Linked DNA regions of Homo sapiens: region 1 is linked to region 2. A link is a loop called in an ENCODE intact Hi-C map of the cell type or tissue named here. Cell type or tissue: sigmoid colon. All regions are shown on one strand. Region 1 overlaps ADGRD1 (adhesion G protein-coupled receptor D1). Region 2 overlaps ADGRD1 (adhesion G protein-coupled receptor D1).

The links. A loop is a pair of places that touch in the nucleus more often than their neighbours do. Peaks named below come from ENCODE experiments on the same cell type or tissue, not always from the same donor. Only the 100,000 strongest peaks of a DNase experiment are listed, where the experiment ranks them.
Region 1: a loop joins it to region 2, with 9 times the contacts of the local background. A loop is called at or near these places in 2 of 110 quality-filtered maps.

The regions. Positions count from the first base shown.
Region 1 is chr12:131,068,123-131,070,622 of GRCh38, reverse strand. All of the region lies in intron 13 of ADGRD1 (adhesion G protein-coupled receptor D1), which reads right to left. Among named protein-coding and RNA genes, the nearest start is that of ADGRD1-AS1, 75 kb to the right of the region's middle. In sigmoid colon, no CTCF peak of the experiment used is centred here; a DNase peak (open chromatin) is centred at 1,462.
Region 2 is chr12:131,005,880-131,008,379 of GRCh38, reverse strand. ADGRD1 (adhesion G protein-coupled receptor D1) reads right to left here. Exons shown (of 25, transcript NM_198827.5): 12 at 2,333-2,408. Among named protein-coding and RNA genes, the nearest start is that of ADGRD1-AS1, 13 kb to the right of the region's middle. In sigmoid colon, no CTCF peak of the experiment used is centred here; a DNase peak (open chromatin) is centred at 989.

The DNA.
Region 1 (2,500 bases), 62 kb before region 2:
CAGCAGCCTCCACTCGTCTCCCGCACCGAGTCCCCGCAGAGCAGCAGGTCAACTTCTAAAGCGCGTCTCAGACCGCCTCTCCCTACAGAAGCCCCAGGGGCTCCCAGCCTCCGAGTACAACACAAACTCCTACCCACCTGCAAAGCCGGCGCCTCGTTTTCCTCCTGAGCTGCGGTCACGAGACCCTCCCACTTCAGAAAACAAAAACGCTGTCGCTGCCCTTCGTCTCTGTCTGTATAAGCGGACTCAGCACCAGGGGGTATTTGCGGGGGCTGCGGAGCTGCCTGGAGACCCCCGCCCAGCCACAGAAGGCTCTGGAAGGAGGCGGCCTCTGCTGAGGGCCTGGTTTTGCGGTCATCCCCTAGAATGCTGGAGTCTCGCCTCATACAGGTCGCGAGCCCGTGGTCACCCCACTCGGGTGTGACAGGTCCCCCAACGCTAAGCAGAGATGTGGCCCAGAAGGGCTCCAAGGACCCAAGGGGTGCCCAGGGAGGCTCTTCCCAGAGGGAGCATTTTCTCTCTGGGACAGGATGTTCATGCTCAGGACAGACCTGCACACGGACAGGCCTTTGCTTGTGGCTTCATCTCCGTGGGAATAGGAACCTCCACATCGGATCGTCGTGGATGAGTGACACTGAATTTTCTCAGGCCCATGTTATTGGAAAGCAAGGGACTTTGGCATTTCTATCGCAACAAGGCGACCTGTATTCTTTCATACATGCAATAATAATTAACACGTTTTAAATAATTTTCACTCATTAGGCTACTCAAAACGTTTTTATACAGTTGTCTCATTAGGGCTTATTTTTGGCCTGCCCTTTTTGTGCCGAATACAAAAATGATATAATAATACCATATAAGATATTTTCTAAGACCTTGGATTTTGTCTTGTTTTCATGACTTCACTCTGATACATTGTGCTCCCCTTATCCTTCCAATAAACTACCTTTCTGCTCAGGAGAACCAGAGTCAGCGTCTGTTGCTGGCATCCAGACATCTCTAACACCCCCTCACAGGCTGCTAGAAGCCTCCACTGAGATCATGTGTGTGAGCCCCTTGATGGTTCCTAATGATGGCAATAGTTAACCTTTTCCACGGACCTGCCCTGCGCCTGGTCCTGCTCTGTTTTACATGAGTGAAGTCATTCAATTGCTCAGCCCTTGCCAGCTGCGCACACTCTTGCCCCACTTTACAAATGAAGCCACGAAGCCACATGGTGGTTGGAGGACTCACGGCAAGTGACGGAGCTGGGAAGGGGCCAATTCAGGACTCAGGTCAAGACATCCTGGTTCCAGAGCCCCACCGTGACCCACCATGTTACTCAGCACAGGTGAGTTACACTGATCTTTATCTGTCTTTTCATGCCCTGGAGATGGAATTTTCCTAGAATAGCCACTGGCTCCCCCGCCTGGTACATCATGGACTCGTAGTGCATGGCCCTGCCCTCAGATGCCTGTGACGTCAGAGATGGAGGATGGGCCTGCTGGGCTCTGTCAGCTCCAGGAGCCTCAGGGTCGGGGGGACGATCCACAGGAATCCACGAGCCTCCCAGAACATGGAAGGCCATGGCCCCAGAGCATCCAAATTCCATCTAATGGCATCTTTCAGGAGTAAAGAAAGAGGCAGAACAGAAAATCCATATAGCTGCTGTGCTCGGAATGAACACGTTTACCTGCCGAAGGGCACTACTGCCTAATCTCAGTGCTGCAGTCAGTCCAGAAAAGCAATACCTATAAACGTCTATAAAAGTGTTACAGCTTTTCAATTTGGCTCCTGGGCCATGGCTACTTGAAATCTCAGCTAGAATTTAAAGGTTGTTTCTTTTTTTCTTCCCTTTGTTCTTCTTGTCATGAAGTTGGCCAAATGGTTTCCATCAAAAGATCCAATCCATTCATTATCCTTTTATTTATTTTGTTATAGCTGGCCTCTACCCAAGAAGAATTTTGGATGACTTACAGAAACAAGGGGAAAGCATTGCTAATGCCAGAGTGTCTTTAAACTTTCAGGAGAAGCAGATATGCTGTGGTTTTTCGCATGAGAATAGTCAGGGGTTCATAGAGGCCTGTATGTGGAATCATGTCAAAATCAGTGCGGAGTCAAACAGCCTCAGCCACCTGGACCCTCCTCACGTTGGAAAAGTCATCATGGTACCAAGGCCTGGAGTGGCCAAGCTCATCCCACTCCACGCCTTCCCTCCCCGCCCCTCTGTCTGGTGGGGAAGATGAACATTCTTTCATTCCTAGTAGAATATCTGAGATTCTGGTCTGTCTAATGTTGGGCCAGAGGCAGAGAAAAAAACCCAAATGCCCAGAGTTGACCATTCCAGCGCCACCCATGAGACACAAGCGTGCATCATCAAACCCAGCAACACGGGTTTCCAGAACAGAGCAGGCTGAGGTGTGCAGCCACTCAGCCCCACTCGGCCCCAGACCTCTGCCTGTCCGGGATTCCAAGTTTCCATGGGGTTCTGGAACCAGCCCCTGGTCCCCATGGTGACCGA
Region 2 (2,500 bases):
GATGACAGCACACAATACAAAGACAAAGACGGAGGGAAGTCCCCTGCAGGCTGGCAGGAACCCGGCATATGTGCGCACATAAACGTGCTGCCCGCACGGCAGCTGCACTAACCTGCTTCTCATCGTGCCCAGGATTTGATAATTACCTCAAAGGCAAAATGGCACAAATGCCCAATCAGCTTACAAAATCACAAAAGCAGGCACTTGTATGTCATGTTTAAGAAAACCAAGCCCTACTTACACCATTAACTCATTCAGTCCTCCTGGCAATCCTCAGAAATCAGTGCTATTATTACTCCTGTTTTAAGAGGAGAACACAGGCCTCCAGGCTCAAGTCACTTGCCCAGGGTCACACAGATAAGGAGGGCACCTGTGAACCAAACTCTTTGTCCCCTCCACTTCCGTCCACCTCTTCTGCTACAGGTACAAGGTACACAGGTACAATGTAACAAGTACAGAGACTTTACTGGATGAGCTGTTTGCATGATTTTTTTCCAGGTGAATTTTGATGACAAGGCATCTTTGCACTAAGTGCTGAAGAGAGCTTCACCTGAGCTGAAGATCCAACTTCACTGCAAATGAAAAACATGTTCCATCGCTGCACAGCCAGTTCTGCTTTGGCTTCAGCACGTAAATGTGCTGCTCATGGAACATGTTGTGGGGCTGGTGTCAATGCTGACGAACCAGGGATGACTTGGCTGTCCAATTTCCAGGCCCTCGGTTTGCAGGGGGACGTCAGAGTTAGCTGCATTGTTCTGGGACACAGTGGCCTGCATCCTGGGGCTCCAGTGTCCTGTCTGCAGACACCTGGGTCCGTGAGGACAGCAGAGGGAGAGTGAAGGCTGAGGCCCTGGGGACAGGCGAGACAGACTGTCTTCCATCTGCAAGGCTGTGGGCTCCCCAGAGCAGGCCCCGCCGGCCTCTCCTCTGCCCATCCCTGCCAGCGCTGATCTAATAGAGGGTCTGGCAAAGATCTGCAAACTGCAGCTCTTGGGCTGGCCGCCTGGTTTTGTAAATAAAGCTGTATTGGAAGGCAGCCACTCCCCCATTTCCCCACGTAGTGTCTCTGGCTGCCTTCACCCTGTGAGGGCAGAGTTCTGGAAAGCCAAGCCGATTTACAAGCTGGCCCTTCATGAAAGAGCTGGCTGACACCTGGCTGGAGTCAGATTCTGGTGGTCACAGTGAATTGCCCCTGAAATGTGTGCACCCTGCATCTGGAAGCAATCCTCCCGCCTTTGTGACGTTGTGGGCCGTGGCACGGATGCCGCTTTCCCACGCAGGTTCTCACTGTGGCCGCACAAGACACAGCGACACCTCACAAATGCACGTCTCATATATTTCACAGCAAGGCCAGCTTCCTGGTGGAAACTTCAGCAGGAGGGGCCAAGGAAGGGTCACCTTTTCATTCACTATCTTGGAAAGATCTCCCCAAATAACTGAGATGGCATCTTTTTGAGGAAAATAGATTGCATTTTTCTTTGACCATTTTCCTGAAGAATTTTGGAAATCACACATAAAGAGTGGCAGGCCCCCCACTTTCTTTCATTAGGAGGAAATCGGTAAGCATGCAGGCTTTCCCCAAGAAATCTGACGCAGAAGACGGTGTTTCCTCCAGATCACAAAATTTAGGACTACATTCCTCAGGAAAGAGGCATCCCCTCCCCTCCCTCCTCATTTCCCTCATCCTCCCCAGCCTCGCCGCCCCCCTCATGGTCCCCACCCTCCTTGCTCTCCTTCTGGGTTCTCAGGACCCAAACCCACATGAGGCGATGCTGCAGGAGCCAGCTCTGCTCCTATGGAGGGGCCTGTCTGGAGGACAGCAGAGGCAGGGGGCAGACAGAGCAGGTCTAGACGGCGTCCTCGGGGTCCCCGGGTCCAGCCATGACTGAGGCCCACCTGCTCCTCCCTTTTCAGTCCCCTGAGCCCTCAGTTTCCTGGCCTTCCACTTAAGCTGATGTGAAATGGCTTTGCCCATCTGTGTGTTTGCCCATGACTGACACAGACAGGTCTGTTGTCTTCCATTACACAGCAGTGGAAACTGAGGCTCAGAGAGGTTAAGTCCCTTGCCCAAGGTCACACAGTTCTGTCCAGGCGGGTGGGTAGGGTCTTCTGGCCCGTGCTCCTGACCTCCACTCCACCAGCCTGGCCCCAGCCTTGCAGTTCCCAAGTGGCCTTCAAAACGCTTCACGTTTCCTTGCCCGAGCAGTGAAGCGCCCGGTACTCGTGTCCAGAGTTCTCAGTGTTGTGCGTGTGGGGCGGGCATCCCTGTGGCCAGCCACCCAGCAAACCCACGCACACCCACGCCCCTGAGCTGAGCACCCCCGAGACTCACTTGGTGTGGGCGGGCCAGATGTTGTTCAGGTAGTAGTGCATGCTGTGGTACAGCAGACCCACGACGGTGCTCCAGGCTGCAGAGAGAGCAGAGGGGCAGGCGCTGTCAGCGCTCCAGGCCACAGGCAGGAAAAACACAAAGCCCCACGCCCCGCCATGCATGGTGCTG